Regions from separate parts of the Homo sapiens genome. Here region 1 is linked to region 2. Evidence: chromatin loops called from intact Hi-C (ENCODE). Cell type or tissue: IMR-90. All regions are shown on one strand. Each heading gives the region's core, and the rest is flanking DNA. Links, peaks and the distances in the headings are about the cores only. Region 1 overlaps LRP1B (LDL receptor related protein 1B). Region 2 overlaps LRP1B (LDL receptor related protein 1B).

Evidence for each region. Peaks named below come from ENCODE experiments on the same cell type or tissue, not always from the same donor. Only the 100,000 strongest peaks of a DNase experiment are listed, where the experiment ranks them.
Region 1: a loop joins it to region 2, with 3 times the contacts of the local background. A loop is called at or near these places in 1 of 110 quality-filtered maps.

The regions. Positions count from the first base shown.
Region 1 is chr2:140,877,828-140,883,219 of GRCh38, forward strand. All of the region lies in intron 25 of LRP1B (LDL receptor related protein 1B), which reads right to left. Among named protein-coding and RNA genes, the nearest start is that of MIR7157, 290 kb to the left of the region's middle. In IMR-90, for the core only: no CTCF peak of the experiment used is centred there; a DNase peak (open chromatin) is centred at 2,944; H3K27ac peaks cover 2,697 bases.
Region 2 is chr2:141,329,146-141,334,537 of GRCh38, forward strand. All of the region lies in intron 3 of LRP1B (LDL receptor related protein 1B), which reads right to left. Among named protein-coding and RNA genes, the nearest start is that of MIR7157, 750 kb to the left of the region's middle. In IMR-90, for the core only: no CTCF peak of the experiment used is centred there; DNase peaks (open chromatin) are centred at 1,006 and 2,156; H3K27ac peaks cover 704 bases.

The DNA.
Region 1 (5,392 bases), core at 333-5,332, 450 kb before region 2:
ACCACCTTTGGCACATGTCATCAGGACCTCCTGAAGCTGTGTCATGGGCACATATCCTCAACCTTGGCCAAATAAACTTTCTAGATTAACTGAGACCTGTCTCAGGTTTATGGGGTTCACAGACAGCTTTAGTTCTATGTATATGGCTTTAATTTTAGTTTCAAGGCTTTCACAGCTATGGTTGTGGAAGCATATTCAGAAAAACAATATCCAAATTGTTTATTGTTCGATAATGAAATATGTGAATAAGACCATTGGGAAAGGATAAAAATGAACATTCATATACCAGAGGACAATGTACTGATAATTGTTTAAGCTAGATAATGGGTACAAGAGAGTTTATTACACAATCCCTACTAGTTTGTGTACTTTAATATTTCTGTAATAAAAGTTCAAAAGTGTAAACAACTCAAATAAATAGGTACAAATTTTTAAAAATGTACCAGAGGACATTTATAAAATTTCAATATTGGGGCCTATTTTCCCAAAAAATTTATGTTTAAAGATAAGATTGTTTTGTATAAAAATATTAATTATCTGAAAATATTAGCACGAAATTATTTATAAACAAAATTAATCACAAAATAATACAATATGTTGCCAGTTAAATAGAAAATGGAACAAAGGTTAATATAAAGCTGATAGGCTATTTAAATAGTAAAATGCCTTTCTTAAAAATAATGAATATGAAATAAATTAAATCTCACTTCAATTTAATTTTGAGTGCACAGATCTTTCATAGACAACAGGTTGTTATTTGTCAGTTGCTTTTAAACTTAGCATTAAAAACAAAAATATTTAAATAGAAAGAACACGAAGATAGCATCAATCTAATTTGTAGTGTTATCTCCACAAACAAGGGCCAGTAGAGAGATTTGCAAGCTTAAAAAAATAAGAGGCCAGGTGTGGTGGCTCATGCTTGTAATCCTAGCATTTTGGGAGGTTGAGGCAGATGGATCATGCGAGGTCAGGAGTTTGAGACCAGCCTGGCCAACATGGTGAAACCCTGTCTCTACTAAAAATAGAAACATTGGCTGGGCGTGGTGGCACGCATCTGTAATCCCAACTACAGAATTGCTTGAACCCGGGAGGCAGAGTTTGCAGTGAGCTGAGATCATGCCACTGTACTGCAGCCTGGGTGACAGAGCAAAACTCTGTTTCCAAAAAAAAAAAAAAAAGAAAAAGAAAAGAAAAAATAATCCCTGAAAACAAACTATGAATTTGGAAGTTATAGGCAGTCTCTGAGTATTTGTGGATAAGCCACCAATAGATGTAGATAAGGCTGTACTTCCCACTCTGCAATGATAACACAAAGACTTCTGATGCATCATCTTTTGCCTGTATAACAATTGGGAAATTGGTGTCTACCTTGTAACTTTCTATCCAGTTATACTTTGAATAGTTGTGGAGAGTCCAACTATCCATCAGTGACACTGTAATTCTGTATTCTCTATATTTATATTTACCAGAAATAGGCACTGTGAACTCTGAAACGTTTTTCTAGTGGGGGAAAAATATGGCTTGGGACACTTTGATTCACTAAAATAAGTGATCCCTTCATTTCTTCATTAAACCTAGCAGTGTTAGTATACTTCTATGGTGATCACTATGAGACTAAAATTTTGTCGATTTAAGTGAGAAATTCCAACACTTTTTATAAATAACATGTTATAGAATTAGTCACCCTAGAAGTGTTCTTAACCTTGCCATAACATAGTTCAAAACAATCTTAAGAGCTGATTTCAATGATCATCGTTTCATAACATTCTAGGTACTCCTTCATATACTTGATAATGTGCTATTTTAACAGAATCATTTTTTTCCTATTACTTTCTCTTTAGATGGTTAAAATGCATTAGCATTTCAATAATTGCATTATATCCTCAAGTATACAAAGACTTAATATGTCTCCTTATAGGATGTATGGAAATGTTCAGTCACAATAACTTTTAAAAAAAGAAACTACAGTCTACAGATGCTGCAGTTCCTCCATTCATGGATTAGTAAGTGTCTGGATTAAACTGGGTCAAAAGACATGAACAACTTGTAGCATTATAGGCATAAAAAGGCTGTTATCACCTATCAGATCAAGCAGCAGAAGGTAAAAATAAATGATCCTGGTTAAAAAAAAAAAAAAGAGGTTACTTATCTGTAATATTCAGTTCTAAAACCAACAAAACCTTTATTAGTTCCATTTAAGAATATTCCTAGATAGGATTAAAATATTATTTAGATGTCTCACTAATCTTCACAATTACTACTTCTACTTTCACCAACGAAATTTTTATGGCAGTTAAAAATTTAGTTTAACTAAATTCAGTTTTAGTTAAAAGCTGAATTTTTAGTTCAGTTATTATGACAAAGGAAAACTAAATACTAGCTTTAGCAATAGATCAGGAAGATGCCATGCAGTAGCGTAAAAATAAAGGCAATGAAAGTTCAAGAACTGAAGTGAGTACCTTGTAGATTCTGCACACCCTGGTGCTTGTTACTCTCTAATAATAAGCTTAATGTTTAAAACGGGATTCATGGTCTCTTTCAGGTCACCTTAGCAATAAGTGTATTACCTTAAAATGGAATGAAAGAAAAATAGCTCCTCCCTAAGACTCTCAATTTACCATCTTGGAATAGTTTGTCACCTGGGAGATCAGGTCAAAATCCAGAAGACTGAAGGAATATGGCATGATGACAGATATGTTTTATAACCCAAAGTGAATGTTGGTGGATTTTATGCTGGGGAAGCAAAGTCGTCAATTAAAAACACTTCACATTGGCATCTGTAAAAAAAAAGGTCACAAAGACCTTGATTGCTGTAGAAACCTCACATGAAGTAAATGTGTTTTGTGAGGCTAGTGTTAGGGCCTGTTTGTTTTCTCAGCTGTGTTAAGGGAGAAAAGTGGCTAGTTGCAAACCTTTCTTTTCATTTGTTATTGTAAACAAAGTTCATAGTTTTCCCATTAGCTGTCTGTCCTTTACTGTATACTTCCCATTTTAAATATATCCTTGAGTTCCTGTAAGTTACATATAAACAAATTCCATTTCTATGCATGCATTCATTTGTTTAACATTTACTTAGCACAAGTATATATTCAAAGAGGCTTAGAAGGATTTTACAGACTGAAAACAACTTCCCTTGCCACCAAAAAGCTTAAGATTTAGTAGAAAATATAACAGTATTTATATAAATCATATTTCTCAATAATTAGTGAATTTTATCTAAAATTAAAAATTTCAAAAGAAGTTTAAATTACTTTGAAGCTCATATCAATGCTGATTCTCAGCTTCCTTATATATTTTATTAATAGTTTGAGAAATTGGGGAAAATCTTATGTTTATATTGTACATAGCACTAAGATAGTAAGCTGAGTTTAAATAAAATTATATTTCAATGTTGCTTTTCTTGTGCTTGGCTTGGCTTTGCTGTAAGTGTGTGTGTGTGTGTGTGTGTGCGTGTGTGTCTGCTTATTGTTGCTATGTTTTAAGCCTACCTTGTGAAAGGTCCAATATATTAAACTAACCTCAGAACTGTTTATCAAAATAGCCAATAAACTTGAAAATATTTTAATATTCACATTACATTATTAAATCTAAAAATGTATATTTTAAAATGTGCTTTATGATGTTTATATAAACTTTATATCTTAATCATATTAACCTCTATAAAATAACTTTTAACAATAAAAGCCTATCAAATCATGACACAAAAATCTGTCAACCTTCCAGTTAACACTTAGAGTTTAATGAATTAGTAGTTATCCAAACTCTAGTCATTTATTCTAGAAATGATTGTATAAGCATTATTTTGTTACCCTATTTTAAAAAAAAGTATTATTTTATTATCAATGTAATTATCTTAATTAGCCTCACTGTTTCATAGCAGCAATTAGTGATGGAAGGTATCAACTCCCCCAGAAGCATTTTTGACTTTCCCCTACTTTCAGGCTAGCTTTCTGTATTAACTTTCAACTCTTCGAGGATATTTCACACTGAAATCATATTTGGTATTTTCACTTAAATAGTACTTGTAGATTGTATGTCCTTTGTGTTTTTGTTTTCTTTCTTTACTCTCAGGTTGGATATTTACAAAACTGAGATAAATAAGTTGATCCTAGCATTGTCAATACAATATCAGTGGAAAAGGAAGCATCAACTGCAAAATCTATCTTGTTTGGAGAGACCATTTTTAAACTTTCATACACCTGGTTTTTTGTTTGTTTTCTGTGTCATTTATAATTTTGGAATTATTCATGTTTTTCTTCTCATGTTGGTATACATGCTAGGACTACAATCTTTTCCAAAATATTACTTTTCTTTTATTCAGAAAGTTTCCCTTGCTGACACAACTTAGGTCTGATAGGTAAAACCCTTACATCAGTAGTTGTTGGTACTGGAGATAAGGCCCTAGCTGATAATGAGCTAGCAACTTTGTGGGAAGTGTAGGGTCAGTATCAGCAATCTACTTGTACCTCAGGAATAAAATATTGAAAAATAAAGGTAAGTCTTATTAAACATAGCAGGCTTTTTCATGATCAATTGTTATTACAGGAAGTAATGGGTGAAATAGGTAAAACGTAGACTACATAAACTAGAGAATATACTTCCAGGCTAAGAGAAACAGCTACTACTCAGCTAGTTGTTACCAAATCTCCCTATTTTACAAAAGAAGGCAGAAATCCAGGGTCTTATGTAAAATCTCTCAATATTTTAAATTTTGACAACTAATTCAAGTAAATTTAAAACACTGTGGAAAATAAAGCAAACACATAAATGAGGGTGGCCAATTTGGAATCCTTGCTCTAGATAAATGGTTTCTGCCCCTTTCATTTCTGAGTCAAAATTGAGGAAAAGAGACACAAACATACTTCCCAATCTATTGACTTCTGAGTCTTAGGCATAGACAAGAGTAAAAGTCAGAAGGTGTGGCCAGGAGGCCGACTTAGACATCGCCTGGCTTTTCTCTCTTATCTCGTTGAACTCCCTTTTGGCTCACTCCCTGCTCATTGGAGCTCCTCTCTCATTGAAGCACTCATTGGTGCTCCCTGGACTTGATATTACCTAAAGGTACAAACCTCCTAAAGAATTCCTTTCTGCTAGCCTTTAGGCTTGACAATGACCTTTGATTTACAAAACAATTACAAAGGTCAAAATCAACAGGAATAACAAAGCATTCTCACCTATCAGTTGCATATTATCTCCCATGTATATCATCTCCTTAAAAACAACTGAAGGAGGAAGATGTTATTATCCCCAATTCATAGAATAGAAACCTGAAATCTAAGGGAAAAAGATACACTTGATACACCCAGAGTATAAGTGACTGGGCAGGAACGGGAACCCATATGTTCTGGCTGGAAATCCAGTGCCTCTCTTCTGCTCCTTCACAACGGAACAC
Region 2 (5,392 bases), core at 94-5,093:
GGGAGGCCGAGGTGGGTGGATCACCTGAGGTCAGGAGTTCGAGACCAGCCTGGCCAACATGGTGAAACCCTGTCTCCACTAAAATTACAAAAATTAGCTGGGTATGGTGGCAGGCTCCTGTAATCTCAGCTACTGGAGAGGCTGAGGCAGAAGAATCACTGAAAACCGGGAAGAGGAGGTCAAAGTGAGCTGAGATTGCACCATTGTAATCCAGCCTGGGGGACAAGAGCAAAACTCCGTCAAAAAAAAAAAAAAAAGGGAGGCCGAGGCTGGTGGATCCCGAGGTCAGGAGATCGAGACCATCCTGGCCAACACAGTGAAACCCTGTCTCTACTAAAAATACGAAAAATTAGCCGGGTGTGGTGGCGGGCACCTGTAGTCCCAGCTACTCAGGAGGCTGAGGCAGGAGAATGGCGTGAACCTGGGAGGCGGAGCTTGCAGTGAGCCAAGATTGCGCCACTGCGCTCCAGCCTGGGTGACAGAGCGAGACTCTGTCTCAAAAAAAAAAAAAAAAAAAAAACTATCTCTCTCTCTATCTATCTGTTCGAGGCTTAGGGTAAGGATACCAGAAGTCTGACTTCCAGATAAGTGAGGTATCATGAATCGGGATGGAGAAGGAACAAATATCATCTGGATATATGGTTATTCTGAGAGTTCTTGCTTGTTTAAAGTATTTTATTAGAAAAGACAAGATCATGCTGAATCAACTAATATACTGACAAAATATGCTGAATAGAGAAACAGGAGGTTCTCTCTGAATTTGTGTCTACCTACTCTACGCTCAACGCATTTGATTCCTCTCATGGTATTGCACCTGGATTCTATTAATATTTTTCTACAAACTGACTATTATAGATAAAAAAAAAAAGCTTAGCTAAGTGAGGTTATTCTCTATTTTGAATAGTGAGCAAAATGACTAATCATCAACTCTTAAACTCAGGGTTGTGGGCATTATTATGTTACTAAAACATCCATAAATATTTGAAGATTAAACAATGTTTGTTCCAGAATTGCACAAATTTGAACTTAGTACTATAAATAACCAGCATACCTTCACACTGATGTAATCAAATCAAATATGTCAACAGAACTATATGTCCCAATTACATTTTTAAAAATATAAAACTGGACTAATGGGGTTTATACAATTTTCAGTAAGTCATCTTAGAACAAAACAAAACAAATCTGACAATCGATCTCACATGTTAACAACTCATTAACCAGAATGAGGTCATCATAGTATTCTATATGTGTTTCACATGAAAAACTGATACTTTTTATTGAATATAATTTGAAACATTAAAGGAATTCAACATCAACTTTTAGAATAGACATATTGCGTGTTAAAATTTCAAAACTCTGTAATTGATTTATTAGTACACAATAAAACCAGAACAATATCTTGTTCTTTTCCTAACTCCAGATAACATATTTTTGAAAGCTCCTCAAGTCTCCACTCAACTTGTTTGCAAAGCAATGTAATTGTAAGATTCAGTTTTATCAACAAGGATCTGACAATATTAGCCGGTTTCCTGGCAAGGCCAAGAAGGTCTGTAGACCACTTAAAGATAATCAGGGATTCTACTTTTTTGGCTAACAAACTTTTTTTTTTTTTTTTTTTTTTTGAGACAGAGTCTCGCTCCGTCGCCCAGGCTGGAGTGCAGTGGTGCCATCTCGGCTCACTGCAAGCTCCGCCTCCCAGGCTTAGGCCATTCTCCTGCCTCAGTCTCCCAAGTAGCTGGGACTACAGCTGCCGCCCACCACGCCGGGCTAATTTTTTTGGTTGTTATTTTTAGTAGAGACGGAGTTTCACCGTGTTAGCCAAGATGGTCTCGATCTCCTGACCTCGTGATCCGTCCGCCTCGGCCTCCCAAAGTGCTGGGATTACAGGCGTGACAAACCCTATAGTAAGTTCAGGGTTCTACCTAACTATATTCGTGGGTAGCTAAAAGCCAACTTTGCTTTGGCATTGGTGTGAGAGGTGCATTGATGGCTGGTTTAACGTGTAGCCTCTTACCTTCTCTCCTGCCTATCCCTGATCCTTACCTACTGTCAGTCAAGTAGTCAAGTAGTTTCTAAGCAGCAGTATGATGGTAACTGCTAATCTGACTCATCACACTTCCTTAGATCAGGCTGGTAAGGAGACAATGAGCTCAAATGAATTTTAAAAAAGTATTAGTCATAGCACAGGAGACAGCATGAGCTTCTTGCTCAATTCAATTCTCCTTTCCCCTCAAGTCCCATTGGGTTGATATGGAGATGGGAATTGGCAGATGTACATACAGTGTGTCTGTCACAGCTGAGGAGCCATGAGCTCAGGAAACTCTTAATCTTTGTTTCTTTTCTTTCTTTCTTTCCTTCTTTCTTTCTTTCTTTCTCTTTCTTTCTTTCTTTCTTTCTTTCTTTCTTATTTGGGAGGGAGGGGGAATTTCTAATCTTATAAAGAGACTGCAAAAAAATTAAAATTTAAAATTTAAAAAACACTGATCATTCTCCCTTCTGGAGAGAAATATTGTCTTAATAGGAATGTAAACAAATCTTCTCCAGGGAGGATAGGGAGCATTCTTTGTACTGTACTGTAATGTCTTTGGAAAGGGAGATATTAGCCTTTAATATTGAAGAATATAAATAAATCTGAGCAAATTGTCTGTTAAGATTGAGATATGAAGAAATGTGCAAAGTTTATGGAGAATTGTCTCCAAACATCTGTCCCCTTCCCAGACTAATTACCCTTGTTCTACCCCACATCTGCTACTTGTAGCTTCCTAGAATTATTTCATATTGTGATTTCACTTCATCTAGCAAACTTTTATTTATATTTTAAAAATTATCTTAGAGGTCATCCTACTCTGTGAACTCTTCCTAGACAAGCTACTCAGATCTACTTGTTCCACTTCTATATGCTTTTAGCATTTTGCCTATATGCTGATCTTGGCAACTATGGAGCTATTCTGTAATTGTTGATTTTTTTTTTTGTCTTCTCCACTACACTGCAGACTCCTTAAGGACAAATATAACTTCACAGATGCAACTATGTCTACCTATTTCCTAACACAAATCCTGATGACTTGTTACATTAATTAATTTACTTTTCTGAATCTGAGTTTATCTTCTGCAAAATGAGCCTATAACCACCTAGCCTATCATGAAACGTATTTTGTAAAATTTGAATGCAGTCTCATCTTGGAATCTCACTTCTCTTCTCTTGGCTGTATTGGTAATGCTTACTCAATGACCAATTTGCTATGGACATTTTCACCAGTATGTCTCACTGACAGGGATTGCTTCTCCCATATCTAACTGAAAAAAAAAAAAAGCATGAATTTTATATGCATCATCTAAGGCCCCTGACTTTTTTAAAAAATAAAGCATTGTATAAAGTTCATTACCTAGTAGTTTTCAGCTAATATCTGTGTTCTGAAAATGATCAGGAGAATGTTCTCACTGTTCTGGGTTCTGTCTGTTCACAGCATTCTTTTTTTTCTTGAAAATGGATGGGTCAAAGTCATTGCTACTTCTGATGAGTATTTCTTAATCAGGTCACGGTGGCCTTTTTGTTTTTGTTTTGCCTTATTTTTTTATATATATATATATAAAGGAAACTGTTACAGTTACTGCATGTTCCCCTTGAAAGTCTTTTTGTATTCCATATCTGTCTTTTAAAAATGCAAAAAAAAAAAGATTATGTTTCAGGGTACTATAATCACCAAGTCACAGTAAAGTCAGAGATTTACTTCAGATTTTCTCTTTCCATTGCATTCTTTTTGATTCATTAGAAGGCAAATCACCTTGATTTTCATATTGCTTAGCAGCATAATTTGTTTTTCAGCTCTTGGAGTATCTGTGTTTTCCCATAATCTTCACTTTTTTAAAATCTTTTTTTAACATTTTCAAAGTCAACAAAAGCCCACAAATATAACATTTTATTTCTATTTCAGGTTTGTAATGGTATACCCATGAAGACTAATTTTTTACAGTATAAGCATTCATCCTTGAAAACATAACATTCCCAAACACACAAATGACTTTAAGAGCAGCATTTTTCTACAACTGACATTCAGCTTGAGAATCATGGTAGTTACTCAATAGGGGATAAACGCCATGGCACTAAGATAGAAATATTTTATCCTTCTAACTTTGTGGATTAGGATATTTCTAATTTAATGGTAGAATCATTTACCTCATCTAGGCAATCGGAGATTATGATCCCATGATTTACCATATTTCAGCTCCCTTTTTTCTTTTATTAATTGAAAGAACATGGACGCTACTATTGGTAGCCAATAGATGCATCTTTCACTATGTCTTCTTATCATAGTTTTCAAATATTCACAACACAAAATTATTATTAAATAAATAAAAATCATACTGTCCAAGTCCTGATAACAGTAAAAATGGTAGCTCATAATAGTATACTATTTTGTAGTTTACAAATTATGTTTGCTCTTTCAATTTAGGATTCACAGCAGCTATGTAGGTGGGTATCACCACCTCCATCTGAAAATTTTAAAGTGAAACTAAAATAGTTAGATAAATATTTAAAGTCATACAACTATAATTTACTAGGACCAACTTATAAATCCAGATCTTCTGAGTCCAACTGTAGCATTTATTTTATCAACTGCTTTCCTGTGGAGGTTTTGTCTTGTGTTTTATTTTTTGTCATCTAAGAGAATTTTTTATGTATATTCTTTCACATTTTTGCAGAAGTGTCTCAGAGTGTGCATATGTGTATGATATGAGTGTATCAGTGTGTGAATATGTATGCAGGGGATTAAAATGATGACATTCCTGATCTCCTTTTTAAAACCATGGCCTCCATCAGAAATTTATTTTATGTTTTCTTTTTTTCCAAAACTAGGGTCTTAAAGAGGATTTATTATGAAAAGAAAAGTTTGCTGCTAAAATAAAAATTTTAAAGCTCTAATCTAAAAACAATATATTTCTGTCTATCTGTAGCTTCTCTTTTGACATCCCACAGAATGAATGAACATACATGATTACTGAATGATATGGTTTGGCTCTGTGTCCCTAGCCAAATCTCCTGTCCAACTGTAATCCTCAGTGTTGGACGTGGGGCCTGTTGGGAAGTGACTGGATCATGTGGGCAGTTTCTAATGGTTTAAAACCATCCCACCGGGTGCTTTTCTGAAGATATTGAGTTCCCACAAGATACGGTTGTATACACCTGTGTGGCACCTTCCCCACTTCCTCCTGCTCTAGCAATGTAAAGACGTCCACTCCTGCTTTGACTTCTGCCATGAGCTAAAGCTCCCTGCGGCCTTACAGCCATGCTTCCTGTACAGCCTGTAGAACTGTGAGTCACCTGAACCTCTTTTCTTTATAAATTATCCACTTTCAGGTATTTCCTTATAGTAGTGCAAGAACAGAC